2 separate regions of the Homo sapiens genome follow, and region 2 is linked to region 1. The links are chromatin contacts, found by Hi-C or POLR2A ChIA-PET in ENCODE. All regions are on one chromosome and are shown on one strand. The core of a region is the stretch at or near the end of the contact, and the rest is flanking DNA. Distances in the headings are between cores, read along the strand shown.

Evidence for each region. Hi-C counts contacts between places; a loop is a spot of excess contacts on that map. ChIA-PET counts read pairs that join two places held with the same protein, here RNA polymerase II (POLR2A). Pooled maps may share reads with other maps.
Region 2: a pooled map shows a loop between it and region 1 (2.8-fold over the local background). The contact joins two enhancer-like sites. A Hi-C loop is called at or near these places in 4 of 168 maps with a recorded cell type or tissue (MCF 10A, PC-3, PC-9 and 1 more), 2 of 37 single-sample maps with no recorded cell type and 14 of 50 pooled maps. POLR2A ChIA-PET finds 5 or more read pairs at or near these places in 4 of 52 experiments (GM12878, HepG2, MCF 10A and 1 more).

The regions. Positions count from the first base shown.
Region 1 is chr1:230,099,237-230,106,392 of GRCh38, forward strand. The region is part of intron 1 of GALNT2 (polypeptide N-acetylgalactosaminyltransferase 2); the gene reads left to right. Among named protein-coding and RNA genes, the nearest start is that of GALNT2, 36 kb to the left of the region's middle. RefSeq lists enhancers at 5,191-6,390, 5,762-6,483, 6,450-6,519. Within about 2 kb of position 5,640, at least 29 of the 41 ENCODE cell types and tissues checked have a DNase peak (open chromatin) inside an H3K27ac peak, as active enhancers do.
Region 2 is chr1:230,246,444-230,253,599 of GRCh38, forward strand. It overlaps GALNT2 (polypeptide N-acetylgalactosaminyltransferase 2), which reads left to right. Exons shown (of 16, transcript NM_004481.5): 9 at 2,741-2,828; 10 at 4,014-4,117. Among named protein-coding and RNA genes, the nearest start is that of PGBD5, 180 kb to the right of the region's middle. RefSeq lists enhancers at 4,900-5,561, 5,562-6,222. Within about 2 kb of position 3,773, at least 3 of the 41 ENCODE cell types and tissues checked have a DNase peak (open chromatin) inside an H3K27ac peak, as active enhancers do.

The DNA.
Region 1 (7,156 bases), core at 4,390-6,889:
GCACCATTTGGTCCCTTTTGTCAAACCCATTTGCTTACACAGGCTGCTGCACTATTTCTATGATTGCAATTCCAGAGTTTCCGAGTCCCGGGATGGGGGTGTCTGATGTTAGTAGCATGCCATGGTCAGATGTCTTGGGGAATCTGGGGGTAAGCATAGTTGAATACACTCTCTGCTGCAAGTTTCTCAAAAATGTGAATACACCAATGGTGTTTCATGAATCCACCAAGACCATACAGCACTATAGCTTTGCCTGGAGAGTTTTCTCTCCTCAGCAAAGCTCTCCACCTGTCCCAAGCTGTGATTCCCAAGAAATGCCAGCTGGGAAGCCTGGTTTGAGGGTAGCATATGCTCCATTGCCATGGCCAAGTCAGTACAAGCCTTTTAGCAATGGTGCGTTCCCTCAGAAGGTTTGCTGTGGCCCATTTAGCCATATTTTGGCTTTGGTTCCTGGAAGGGAGGTGTCTGCCTTCTTCCTAGTGGTGTGCTGCCCACCAGGCATGCCCAGTGGCTCATCTGTCTCTGCAGATAGCTTGGCTGAACCCAAAAGGGCTCAGTCCTTCCTGTGGGCTTGATGCCTGTAGGAAGGGCCAGTCTTGTCCCCATGTCTGCAGTGTGCCACAGCCTCCTTTCCAATTTGTTTCCATTATAGGATTATGAGACCTCCTGACTCTAAGGAACTGTTTTATCTGGGGCTTGGTGTTGCGGGCACAGCACCTGTGAATAGTTAATGACATTTTTTATTCCCAACCAAGACCTAGGCTCCTTTAGGGCAAGGGCCAGTGTTGATCTGAGGATATATTCCCAGCTTCTCACACAGTCTGTGGTGCAGACTAGGAGTTCCATAGATCGTTGAATGAATGGTTTAAAAAATGAAGGGATCAAGTCCTGGAAGTGGTTTTAATTTGCTGTGACTCCAGGTAGCTTGCTTAAACACTCTATGTTTTCTAAATTTTAAAATAGAGCTAATATTTCTCAAATGGCTCCATAGGACATTGGTGACACTCAGTTCTGCACCAGCTCTTTGCCTGGTAATGTGCAGGATGGGGGATGCCCAGGGTATCTTTTTATTCCTTTTTTTTTTTTTTTTTTTTTTTTTTGAGATGGAGTCTCGCTCTGTTGCCCAGGCTCCCAGGCTGGAGTGCAATGGCGCGACCTCGGCTCACTGCAAACTCCGCCTCCGGGTTCAAGTGATTCTCCTGCCTCAGCTTCCCGAGTAGCTGGGATTACAGGCACCTGCCACCACACCCGGCTAATTTTTGTATTTTTAGTAGAGACAGGGTTTCACCATGCTAGTCAGGCTGGTCTCGAACTCGCCACCTCAGGCGATCTGCCCGCCTCGGCCTCCCAAAGTGCTGGGATTACAGGCGTGAGCCACAGCACCCGGCGTTTTTATTCTTAAAATAATCCTGTGAGGCGTATGTAGTGTTCACCTGATTTTGTAAATGTGTAGGCACAGGGAACCGAATAACTTGCTCAAGATCACAAAGGCTTTAAGTTTGAGAAGTGCAGTGAAAATGCGGGGCTGCTTCACTCCAAAGTCGATGTGTGTATATGTACATATAAGTGTATATGCATGTGTACATGTACATATAAACAAAAGTACACATTTAGGAAGTGTATGGGAAATATACATGTACACATGCGTATACAGTCATAAGGACGTTTCAGTTAACAGTAGACTGCATATATCACAGTGGTCCCGTAAGATTATAATCTTGTATTTTTACTGTATCTTTTCTATTTTAGATAACAAATACCATTGTGTTACCTACAGTATTCAGGACAGTCACATGCTATACAGGTTTGTAGCCTAGAAGCAGTAGGCTGTACCATCTAGCCTAGGTGTGGAGAAGGCTGTACCATTTAGTTTTGTGTAAGTACACTCTGATCACACGAGCAAGAAATAGCATAATGATGCATTTCTTAGACCAGATCTCCATTGTTAAGTGATGCATGACTGGATATACACATACACATATGTGTATGCCTGTATAGATGCGTGTATTCTACATACTCCTAAATGTGTCATATGGCAAGGGTGCCTCATTGTAATTCTGGCTTTTTCCATAAATGTTAAACAAGCATCTTCTCCCACCGCCAGTCCTTTTCTTCCTTCAAGGGGACAGGGCCTCTGGAGCTTATGCCCAGCTCCTGTCGGATGCCCCCGTGTTCTGGTCACTCGTGTGCCCGTCTCTTCACACTCAGTTTTCCCACCCCTGAGCACCTCAGGTGCCAAGGTGTGTTTGTTGAACTGAAATTCTTAAGCCTGCTGAGTACATTCTCAGTTTGTCAAGACAGATAAACAAATACCTTTTTTAGATGATTTAAAAGATTCTTGACACAGTCCCAGTGGTGTTTTAACAACTTTTCAGGTCCTGATCAGCCAAACTCTGGGCCAAAAGTAAATGTTTAATAAACAACATAAGAGTGATGGAGGAAAAATGTATCTTAAGTGGAACTGTGTGTTCTGTAAATCTATGACAGATTACTGTTCCTGCTTTTGTTGTGTATAATTATTCTTGTTCCTCCTGAGAATTGCCCTCTCTTTCATCATGAAACGTATAAGATGGCCTCCTCCTCTGGTAATTTGGAGCAATTGGCCTGGGAGAGGATTGATGTGTAGTAAGGACAGTCCGTAGGAGAGATTTAGTGGGGGCAGTTTCCTTATCTTCTATTCTGTCCCTTTGCCAGACAGAAGCACAAAAAGTAGTTGGACTGAAAATGCTGCTTCCTAAAATTAGCTCTCCTCTTTGTTTTCCGAATGGTTTTACTGGTTGATGCGGGCACAATTTGCCCTTCTTGGGGAGCCTTCTGCATTGTGTAAAGTGCAAAGACACATCTATCAGAGAAGCTAATTTTAGGTGCTAGTAAGTTTTAAGGGCATGCAAAGCTCAAAACTTTGCCTGTTCTCTTGGAAGAAGATTTTTCCCTCCTGAAAAACAAGCTTCCTTTCAAAGTCAGAAAAGGGGAGCTTAGACGAAGCCCCAGGAGGGCAGGTATGTCTTGTTCACTGCAGTCTCCAGTGCCTTGCGAGGGCCCGGCATGCTGAGCGCTCAGTAACCCTTGGCCTAATGTACAGTTTTTCATTCTGTGAATCAGGAATAGAGCAACATAAGGGGAGCTTCTGCTTGAGACAGCAATGGCAGCATCAAAATAAACGTGGCAATTTTGGTCTTCAAGAGTGAAGTTGTGTCTCTGAAATTGTAAGCCCAAATGGATCATTTCCTTTTTTAGGTTTTAGAATTCCAGGTTTATTTTCTGGAAGAGCTTGCAGCAGATGGGCTTCTGTAGGGGAACGTTTATACCTTGGGGGTTCCGTTTCGAGAGTCCTTGATTTATTATTGTTTACAAATGGTGGTTGGAAATTGTTCATTGATTTGACATAAAGCTGCCCAGGCTTATTGTAAAAACACCTCTGCATCCAATTAGAATGACAGACACTTAGTGTGATGACTCAGGACAGTTGATGGCCTTAAAAAAAAAGCGAACAGATTAAATCACTCTCTGTTTTTTCATAGCCATTGATGGAAACAGATTCTGTGGGGTAAATAACAGAGTCTTGGGTGGTGGAAAGGTTGAAGATGTCCAGTAGTTGTGGCAGGGCAAGGATGGAGGACTTTTTCTTTGCAGGGGCAGTGGAGAGGCGGGGCCATGGGTGAAGACTGGAGAATACTCAGAAGGTAGCATGGACGAGAGTGTTGTTTGATGACTCTGCATGTGACCAGTAGTGACATTTTACTCACTGAGGCTCATATTGAGGTTAAGCCCGAGGTCCATTGGCCTTGCTGAGATCGTGTTTAGAACACAGCACTGTGCAGTAAGAGACTCCTATAACTCTATCAAATTTGCATTTGGAGGAATTGTAAAGAGCCTCTGTTACCTCCTAGGTGAGGCAGTCCAGGAAAACAGTTGCTAGAAGGAGCTATCTGCAGAAATAGACAGTTGTGGTCCTTTCATGTTTTAATAATTGTTCCCTGGATTTCAAGGAGTCAGTCCAAAATCCCCGTAATAGATTTTAGTAACGTTCATGGAATCTCAGTTTGCACATCATGAGACCTTTAGTGTGGTGTTTACTGTCTTCACCTTAATATACTTTGTATCCATGAGCAACCTTGCTACAGTCATGCAAAGATGATTATTTTTTATTCAGCAATAATTAGCCACAGTGTTGAGCACCCAGATGCCTTCCTGCAGCAGCCCCCCTTTTCTCCCCAGCCAACATCTGCAACTGTGAACAGATTTCCATCTTCAGCCTTGGTGGTTGGAAAGAAATGTAAGTCACCTTTTTTTCTGGTTGGTTCTGGGGCAGATGCCACCAGGCTGCAGAGGCAGTCTGTGTCTGTGGGGCTCACCAGGGCATGAGTTCTGCTCCCAGGAAAGAGATTCTTGCAGGATTTTGTCTGTGGTTCTAAGGAGACAAGTAGGTGGCACACAAAAACAGAAAATGAAAGAACCCATCCCTCCAAAACCACACACACAAAGCCAAAAGGAAAAAAAAAAAGCACATAATTATCATGTAGGCACTGTTGCAGCTAACCCTGATTTTGGCCTCAATTCTGAAACAAGTTAGCTGGTTTAGACAAACCCCTTATTAGGTAATGGATTGTTATTCATTCCTCCCCTTCTCCTAGTCATTTACTCCGTGAGAGCTGCTCCTACCTGACCTTCCACTGATTTTGGTAGCAGCATCTCCCAGAGCGACTGTTTCCTTCTTCAGCAGTGTTCCTTACTCAGGGTGTAAGATCTTAACCCCACAGAGCCCCGTATCAGGTTTAATTAACTAATTGATTCAGCTTGTGCTTACTGAGTGCGAGGCAGTCATGTGCTTCTGTTTGGTAAATGGCTTCATTTTCCCTCTAACTCCTGAGCGTCCTGAAGCTTCTCTTATGGTTCTCTCCAAAGGAGTCAGCAGGCTGGCTCTGCAAGGGTCAGTAGGTTCTGGGGTGGTGGGGGGCCGAGGGAGGCAGGGAGGTTGGCTCTGTCTTTATTTGGCATAGAGCTCCCCGAACAGGGTCTCTCCTCCTTTCTCCAAAGGTTAATGGAACCACTATCTTAAAAAGCTGAAATCTTATCTTCTGGGGTATTTGGGTAGAGAAGGCTAGGGAATCCCTTTTCCATGGTGGTGCAGTAGGTTCTCAGAACCAGCTGGTGGGCCTCAAAGAGAGGCGGCTGTATTTTAGCCTGATAATCTTGATTCCTGGTTTCCTGGCTCTGTAGCATCAGAAATGGGAAGCTTTAAAAGCCGTGCCTTGTTGGATGCACCGAGTCATAAAATAAATGTGATGTGCTGGGTGGGGGAAATGCGGGAGGAGGGAAACAGGTGGTTGGAGCTGCTTCGTGATGGCCGCCCACCCTGGCTCTCCTTTCTTAATAGGCTTCAGAAATCCTGGAATGCGTAATTCACCAGCTCACAGAGTTCCACCCATGTCCCCAGTGGCTTCAAAATGTAAATGACATTTGCAGTGCTGGGAGGTAGGAGGGCGATCCCGTTCCTTCCCTGGATCTCAGTCGCAGAGGTGCTGGCTCATGTGCCTGAGTGCAGCGGCTGGCCCGTCATTACTGGTCTTTGCAGGAAGCCACTCTGAAGGCACCTGGGCCCTTGCCAGGCTGAGTCACAGCTGACTTAGGGAAATGCCACACAGGACGCTTGCAGTCCCCCCGTTCTAAGCGTAGGTTTTGCAACTGCATACTCGGAAAATGAATCAGAGTGGGGGAAAGTGTCAGAGAAACAGCAGAAATGGAATGTAGGCAGGAGGGCCACAGTGGCGCTGTGGATTCAGACCACACCTTCGGCTCTGTTTGGGGCCCTTCCTGTAAGGAGCGTACTGATGCCAGAGGCTGGGGGTGTGGAAGGGAAGCTGCTGTGCTGTTAGATCCATTCTGCTATTTAGCCAGCCTTCCTTTTCCCAGCTGGCACAGACAGGATGTGTTAGAGAGGTGCTCAGACCTCCTTTCAGAGCAACTGAATCATTCTCCAGGAGGGACAGGGAGTCTGAAATGCAAACAGGTTCCCAGGGTTATTGAAGAGCAGCCAAACTGAACACCCACTGCTCTGTGGACTCAAGCTGGTTTTAGACATTGTTTGGTCAGGACCAGAGCCGAGCTCTGGGGCCCACTGGGGGCTCTTGTCGCACCATATCATTGATTCTACAATGCACATTTCCCCCGCCTCTCATGTTTTAACATGTCTGAAATCAGGATGCATCTTCCATGGATGGTGTTTCAGGGTTTCATTGATCGTGTTTTTCTTCCTGAGTGGCACACAAAATTAATGGTGCTCCCTAGAGTTGATGGTCCCTGCGGTTCAGTGAACCGTGTTGCTCTTGTGTAAGCTCCTGTGGGAACATAGAGTCTCTGTGTCCCACCTTCTTCCTCGCAGTGGTCAGCACGGATGAGGTGGGAGTTGCATAAATGTCAGCATTCGAAAGTGAGGGCGTCTGTCGGTGCTGTCTCACTGTGGGGCTTCAGAGAACGTGAGCACCTGTGTTTGCATTCTCCATCAAGGTTCATGTCCTGTTGGCTCATAAGCATGATTATATCCATTATACAAACTGGGGCACAGGCACCCAGAGAGAAGTCAAAAGACTTGTTCAAGATGGACAACTAGGAAGTGGTGGGGACAGACCAGTCCTGTCTGATGCCAGATCCAGCGCTGTATCTGCCAGTCAGCATGCACACTTTCATCTCTCCAGCCTCTTCCCACTCACCTTTACTCAACATTTCTGGGCCTCCATAGTGATTGTAGTAATTCGGTAAAGATGATTCATTTCTTTAGTCCGGTCTTCGGACTTGACTTCTTAGAAGCAGGTCTTGTGCAATAGTTGCATATTAACCACTTGGTGACACAGTGCATGAGGGTATGCCAACTCTTTTTGCTCATGGCCGTGCAGTGCAGAATTTCCAGGCATTGTCCGCTCTGTTTCCTGGACTTCGGAGTGATAGCAAAGTTTTGTATTCCCTGATCAGCTGTGTATCTCTGAGCAGCAAGTTGATCTCTCTGTATAAGGGTGACTGTGCCCATGGAGGATGGCATGCAATTGCCTAAAGATTTCAGTCTGAGAATCTGAGAAACGATACTGAATGGAGATGACAGGCTTAGTGCCTGCTTCCAGGAGCCATGCCTCCTCCTGGCCTGGAATGAATACCTAAACAC
Region 2 (7,156 bases), core at 2,523-5,022, 150 kb after region 1:
ATGATGAAGCCCTCCTTGCAGGAATCTGGGGTGAGAAGCTTCACGGAGCTGAGGCTTTGTGGGATTCAAGGGGCTGGAGCCTGTCTTTGCCTTCTCTGCTCACCCTGGCTATTTCTCTGACAGCCTGGTCTCTTTCTGGTTGCTCAGATGGAGACCTGTGTCATCCTCAACCCCCTCGCCCTCACCAAGCCCACGTGTGACCCTGTTCTGCTGATACAGCCCCTTGCATGTATCATGGTTTCTTGTACCCCTCTTTCCCAGCCCAACACCTGTGCCTACATCACCCTGGTCCCCTTCCGTTGGAATGACCACACCAGTTTCCTGTATGTCCTCACCGCACCCACCCTGGAGCCCCAAGAGCACTTTGTCTGTTTACCCTCTTAAAAATTATCAAAGACCTCAAAGAGCTTTCATCTGTGTGAAGATGAACTATTCTAGATAGACACTGGGCAGAGGGTTAACTGATGGTCTAACATCAAAAAAGAAGACAGTAAAACTATAAAATAGGGCCTTGACCAGGTGCAGTGGCTCACGCTTATAATCCCAGCACTTTGGGGAGGCTAAGGTGGGAGGATTGCTTGAGCCCAGGAGTTCAAGACCAGCCTGGGCAACATAACAAGACTCTTGTCTCTATTAAAAAAAAAAAAAAAAATTAGCTGCGTGTGATGGCATGCCAGCTACTCGGGGCTAAGGTGGGAGGATCACTTGAGCCTGGGAGGTCAAGGCTGCAGTGAGCCACGATCAACCCTGGGAGACAGAGTGAGACCCTGCTTATTCATACACACACACATATGTGTGCAAGCAAGCCTTAACCCCAGAAAACAGAATACTTGGACTTTTTAGGGAGACTCAGCCACGGTCCTAGACATTGTGGGCTTTGGCCCCACCTGCCTCTTGCAGGCCCCGTCATCATGGGCAGGCCATTTTGCCTCTGCTTCTCAGCTTCCCCCTCTGGGAAATGGGATGATAATTGTGCTGGCCACACAGGGCATAATGGAATTAGACATCAGCGGGAGGGCGGGCATGCTTGGAGGACTGTACCTAGGGTGGGAAACATAACATTCAGGAACGATTCCCAGCAAATGGTGAGAAGTAAAATGTTTGGGGACATTAAAGAGGAGGGATCCTTAGATAGCTAGAAAGCCTGGCTTTCAGAATGTTGTATTTCCCCAAGTATTCGAAGAGCTGAGATCTACCAGGCTCTATTTCTCCCAAAGCAGCTGCGTATGTCAGAGCAGGGGCAAGAACAGCCAGGTGTTCCGTGTGGGGGTGCAGGTCTTCTGGGTCAGAGGAACGGGGCCACGTTCACCCTAAGAGCATTTTATGAAATTCCTTTAGAAAAAAAATCAAGGATGCCATTCTTAACAGATCTTTAATCTGCTATAGCCTCTCTCTTTGGACCAAATTAATAAAATAAATAATAAGATAATAGTAAACATCAAAAAAACAAAGGAAAGGTTATGTCAGCTAATCCTTAACCTTCTCTGTTAGTGAAACAGCCAGGACATTGTTTTTCTGGTTTTCCTTCGTGGCCTTTGAGGCACCATGATAAGAGCCAGCTCAGGGGCCCGCAGGGGTCTCCTCTCTGTGCATTTCTGTCCCCACTGCCTGGGCCCCTGTCCATTTCCCTCTCTCTTTGCCTGAGGCCACTCTATCCTGCAGTGAGGGAGCTGGGAGGCCTCTTTGTCCAGAGCCATAAATTCTTGGCCAGCCCAGGACACTCAGAAACCCTCACCCGCCATCCTTCAGTCACTGGGGCTGTCAGGGCGGACAGACTATGAATTCAAAGCATGCAGACAAATCCAAACTTAGGCATTGCAAAAGCCCTGTTGACAAAAAGCCTGATGGCAGAGAGCTTAAGAGGATTGAAAGATGCATGCCCTAGAGTCATTAGGTTTTGCTGTCAGACCCTTGGAATTGGAAATGCAGCACCATGAGCCATGTGTTTGCCAAGAAGTGGCCTCCTGATGCACCAGGACAGCTTCCGCAGGTGGAGCCTGCTGGCCTCCAAGAGGCACTATGTGTGTGACCCTGGGAGCAAGAGCGAGACCTGAGGCCCTGCAGATGCCCACAACCAAGTCCGGGTACAGGGTCTAGGCTCTTCTATCCTCAGGGGTCTGTGGATTCCAAAAATGAAATGCAACAGGTGCCAAATATATCTGAAATTGAAGCTTATTTGCCCAGCTTGGCAACTTCCGCTGGCTCATTTTCCCTTAAAGTTTTCATATTCCCAGCATGTTCCCACTCCATTCTTGCTGCAAATACAGTCTGAAGTTTGCTGGCCCAGGGAACTGACAAAGCCTCGTTCCCTCCCCAGCATTGCCTTCCCCTGGGGCAGTGTTGGAGGTACCACGGCTTGATTTTCATGTTGGATGCTCTTTTTCCTCACATCCTTACAGCCCTTGGACATGCCCTGGTTATCACCACACAGACCCCAGTTCTCTCCCCATATTTCATTTTTTCCTATGCATTTCAATATTAGAAAAGCCTGACTCACATTTTCTTTAGGGAGGGGCAGGGAGAAGATTTCAACATTCACCCTCACTGCCGGTCTCTCTCTTCAGCTACACCCACGCCCCCAGTCCCCTTCTCTCTCCTCCACACCTTCTTTTTTGGCTTTGTTTTGGTTTTCATTGAGTTCTGTCCAAACATCGAATATTTTTAAGCTGTGAGGAATGGGGGTGTCGGGAGGAAGTGGCCAGTCTCTTGTCAACACCCTGTTTCTTTTCCTGGCTGGCAGGTTTTGATTGGAACTTGGTATTCAAGTGGGATTACATGACGCCTGAGCAGAGAAGGTCCCGGCAGGGGAACCCAGTCGCCCCTATAAAGTAAGTGCCAGCATCCTTCAGGGTGCCCCTCCCAGATGAGACCCCAGGTTCCAGCTTCTTTGCTGGGCCCGCACCGCCTGGAGACCCAGTGGGGGCTGTTCACCTTCTGCCCTCCGGTTTCCCCTCGTCTCAGCTCAAAGATGAGCACCTTCCACCAGGTCATAGAATAAAATCCTTGGAGATTTCTTTTCCACAGTTGAAGTCTCACATAGGTTTATAAGGCCTATCTGCTAGGTCTGTGCATTCCTGTATGTTGATAATGTAGAGCGTTTCTGTAGCAGAGCAGGATCTCCGAGCTGACCCCAGGCCCAGGAAAAGGGGCTTGGTGGGCAGCAGGAGGCTTACTGCTGCTACTGCCCAGCAGGCCTTTGCTCTCCTGCAGAGGAAGGAGCCCATGCTCATGAAGCCCATGCTTTTAAGATTCCCAGGCCGGGCGGTGGGCTTTCTGGTTGAGAGTCAGGATGCCTTCTCTAGCTGGGGAGAGAAGGGGGCCACCTCTTCCAAGTTGGCACACGGTTAAGTGAGATAGCATTCACAGAGTACTTAGCGCTGAAATATATTTGCTGACATTTAGCCAACATCTGCAGTGTGCCATAGACCTTCCCAGCACTTTACACTGAATTCGCACAGCATCGCTTCTGGGAACAAAGTAGGGAGCTCAGTGTACATCTGTTGTCAACCCCTTCCTGGGATGATGAAGTGAGGAGCATGGTGGGTTCCCTTGTAGGAGGTGGAGTCTCATCTATGATAGTGATAATGAGAGCTGGTGCTGTGGAGCATTTCCTAAGCGTGCTCAGGGCTTTATGCCCATGATTTTTTGCAATCCTCGTAGCTACCCTATAAGGAAACTGACACACAGAAAGGCCGAGTTCTTTGCCTATGGCAGCATGTCAGTGAGTAGTGATCCAGCCCCAGCAGTCGCTCCCACATAGGGGAGGCTCAGTCCAGCCCCTGGCACTGTGGGAACATCCAGGCAGGGACAGTGGGGGAGGCATTTGAAGGCAGCAGTGGTGAAGCAGAGAGAGTGGCATGCTGGGCACTGAGCAGAAAACAGTGGCAGTGTGGCTGTTCTGAAGATCAGCTTATTGTTAGGGAATCAAGGCTTGGCCTTGGCGCAAGGGTGCTGGCAATCTAACCTTGACTTTGCCCTCTCCTCCCTCCCCCCTCTTCTTTCTGCCTCTTTAGAACCCCCATGATTGCTGGTGGGCTGTTTGTGATGGATAAGTTCTATTTTGAAGAACTGGGGAAGTACGACATGATGATGGATGTGTGGGGAGGAGAGAACCTAGGTATGTACAAGCCTCAAATCTCAGGACAGAGAAGTGCCTCAGCTCTGCAAAAGGCAGGGTGCCAATTGGAAAAAAAATTTAAAAGGCTTCAGAGTGACCATTCACTGGGCTTAATCGATCCTTGCAAACACATATGTAACACCCCTTTTGCTCTTGAAAGTCTCATGAGTTGGGCATTAAAATGTGCCTCCCTAGGTTAGAGTGGAGGATGCCAGAATACGGATAAAGTCTTTGAAGGGAAATGCAAACTCTTTCAAGGCGTCTGAACCCAAGTGTTTGGAATGTTGCAGGCTTGCAAAAACAGAGGGAAACAGTCCAGGAGCTCAGATTCATGCTGAGTGGTGGAGAGTGGAAAATGAACCCCGGCGAGGCTGGTGGGATTGATTGAATTGAAATCATGAAAATCCGATGGGGCAGGGAGGCCTTGGCACTTAATCCCTTCTCGACTACCTTTGCGAATGGTTCTCATTTGTTTTTCTGTTTGTTTGTTTTTTTGTTTTTAAATACCCCATGCAAATTATTTTTACCCAGGTTTAGGCACAGCAAAATTTTGCACATTGTGGTCTATATTGGTAGCCTTATATTTACTGCATAAAAGATGAAAAGATGTGTTTTGTTTGTTTAGGGTTTGGAGTGGGGGAGATCTTTTTTGCTTGTTTCAATTAAAGCCTTTTGTTTCAAATGCTTGACATTCTGAGCGAATTCTCCTGGGCTGCTGAGTGTTGTTAACTTACATTCGTCCTTGGGTGAGTGTACCCTGGAGGACAGGGGAGAAGGAAAGGGGAAAATGAGGCCACTCATTTTTAATAGTTTTGAGACTTTGAAAGTTTTTGTTACTTTAAAAGAAAAGACTAGCCTAGCCTATTATTTTTCCATTGTTTTATGATGTTGAAGTCAGTGATACCATCTCATCTTTGAGGATTTCTCTGCCTTGGTTTGATGTTGAAAGCTTCTTTAGGCTCGATTACTATACTGCACGGGTGGAGAGACCGTGAGTCAAACTCCTTTTGGGTTGTTTTAAAAAAATGATACATTAACCTCTAGGGAAAGCTTGGATTGAAGTCACTTGAGTACAAAAGGCTTCAGAATTGTTAACCCTCTAAAGAGAGTTCTGTCACCCTGTTCCATGGGTATCCCCTAATGGTTTAGTGGAAATCCAGCAGGCCAGGGTCGCCCAGTAGGGCAGCGTATCGTGTAGGTGGCCATTTCTCAAAAACAGTGTGGTTTTCAGAAGTTTGCATACTATTAGCTGAAATGAGACATCAGCCAGCATTTTGTGTCATCGTGTAGGAAGAGTGTTGATTTACATATCTAAGGAGGCATTCACCCAGAGACTGGGGGGTAGATTTGTTGTAAGGAGCTGCTTTATTGTGGTTTGGTGTTTGTATTTATTATGTAGCTGTGCTAGAAGGTTCTAGGGTCTGAGCGGTTCAGGTTGGGGTGAAGATGAACCCTGCAAGCAGGAGCACATCTCTGCCCAGGAAGGCTGGGGCATCTGTCCCTCCGTGAGGGGCTCTCCTGGGTTATGCCAAGGACTTGGACTCCCAGTGAGGTTTGGAGGGCTCAAGAGCTTCACGTGAGAAGGCCATGCCGTGAGCCTTTCTCCTTAGCACTGCTCTAGCTTCTGCTTCTGGGGGCCGTGCACACTACTAGCCATTGCCAACCTGAGGGGCCTCTGTGGGTGTGCATTGGGAGAGGTGTATGGTGCAGAGAGGCCCGAGTAAGATCCAAAACCACCTCCTCAACGTGTGCCCCGCTGGAATGACCAGAGCTTCCCATTTTCCTAATCATGTAAGTCCTTATGTCATTTAAGCAATTAAAATGGAGGACCAAGAACCTAACCCTTAACTCTAACAATGGGGGTAAGGCTCCTTGGGGGCATCATCTGTGTTTCTCTACATCCCTGTCATGCAAGGATGATGCTAAGTACTTCCAGGGAATCATCTGTTTGTGCTTTCTTAACGGAGTGTGGTCTGCAGAGGTCATGACACCTTGCCCAGGGTCTCAGAACCAAGATGTAAACACTAACTGCCTAATTAAAAAGCCATTGAGTTTTACTGAGTAATTATCCTCAAAGTTATAGGGTTCAAATGAAATCAACGCTGAAGATACTGTAGTTATACTTAGCCTTGAAAATCTCCCACAAAAGCCCTGGAAGGATCCCTTGTTGGCTTAACAGATTCCCCATAGAGAAGCCAAGGGGATTTCCTAGCCCCTAATTCTAAATCTTGTGGTGAGGCAAATGGATATTTAAATTTTATTTTCTGAAATAGAGACAACTTCTTTTTTTTTTTTTTTTTTTTTTGAGATGGAGTCTCGCTCTGTCACCAGGCTGGAGTCCAGTGGCACATTCTTGGCTCACCGCAACGTTCGCCTCCCGGGTTCAAGTGATTCTCCTGCCTCAGCCTCCCAAGTAACTGGGATTACAGGCATGTGCCACCGTGCCCGGCTAATTTTTTGTATTTTTAGTAGAGACAGGGTTTCTCCATGTTGGTCAGGCTGGTCTCAAACTCCCAACCTCAGGTGATCCGCCTGCCTCGGCCTCCCAAAGTGTTGGGATTACAGGCATGAGCCACTGCGCCCAGCCGACAACTTCTTAGGTTGTGTTGGGAACTGTAAAAAGTAAAGTCGGAAACTTTCACTGCTTATGCTTATGTGATTGTAACCATACATTTTCTATTAGTACAAGAGAGTTGCTTATTAAAGCCCCGTAACAGCTGCATGGATCACCCATTCCTAGTGAGTGAGGCATTAGTTTGCTGGACCCAAGTAGAAACTCATGGTGTTCTGACCCCTGTGTTGTATTTCCTGCCATGTGCCTGGCATTCTGGGCACCTGTTGCCATAACTAGGTTGACTGCCTGCAGGATTTGCCATCAACTCACTGTATGGTCTGTGATGGACCCACCCTATTTCTGATCAATCTGCATTGGTGACAGTGACTGCACACTCTGTAGATACTATATGTGTATATTTTTACTTCTTTTAATTTGTTAATTGACAGATAATAATTGTGCATATTCATGGGATACATAGTGAT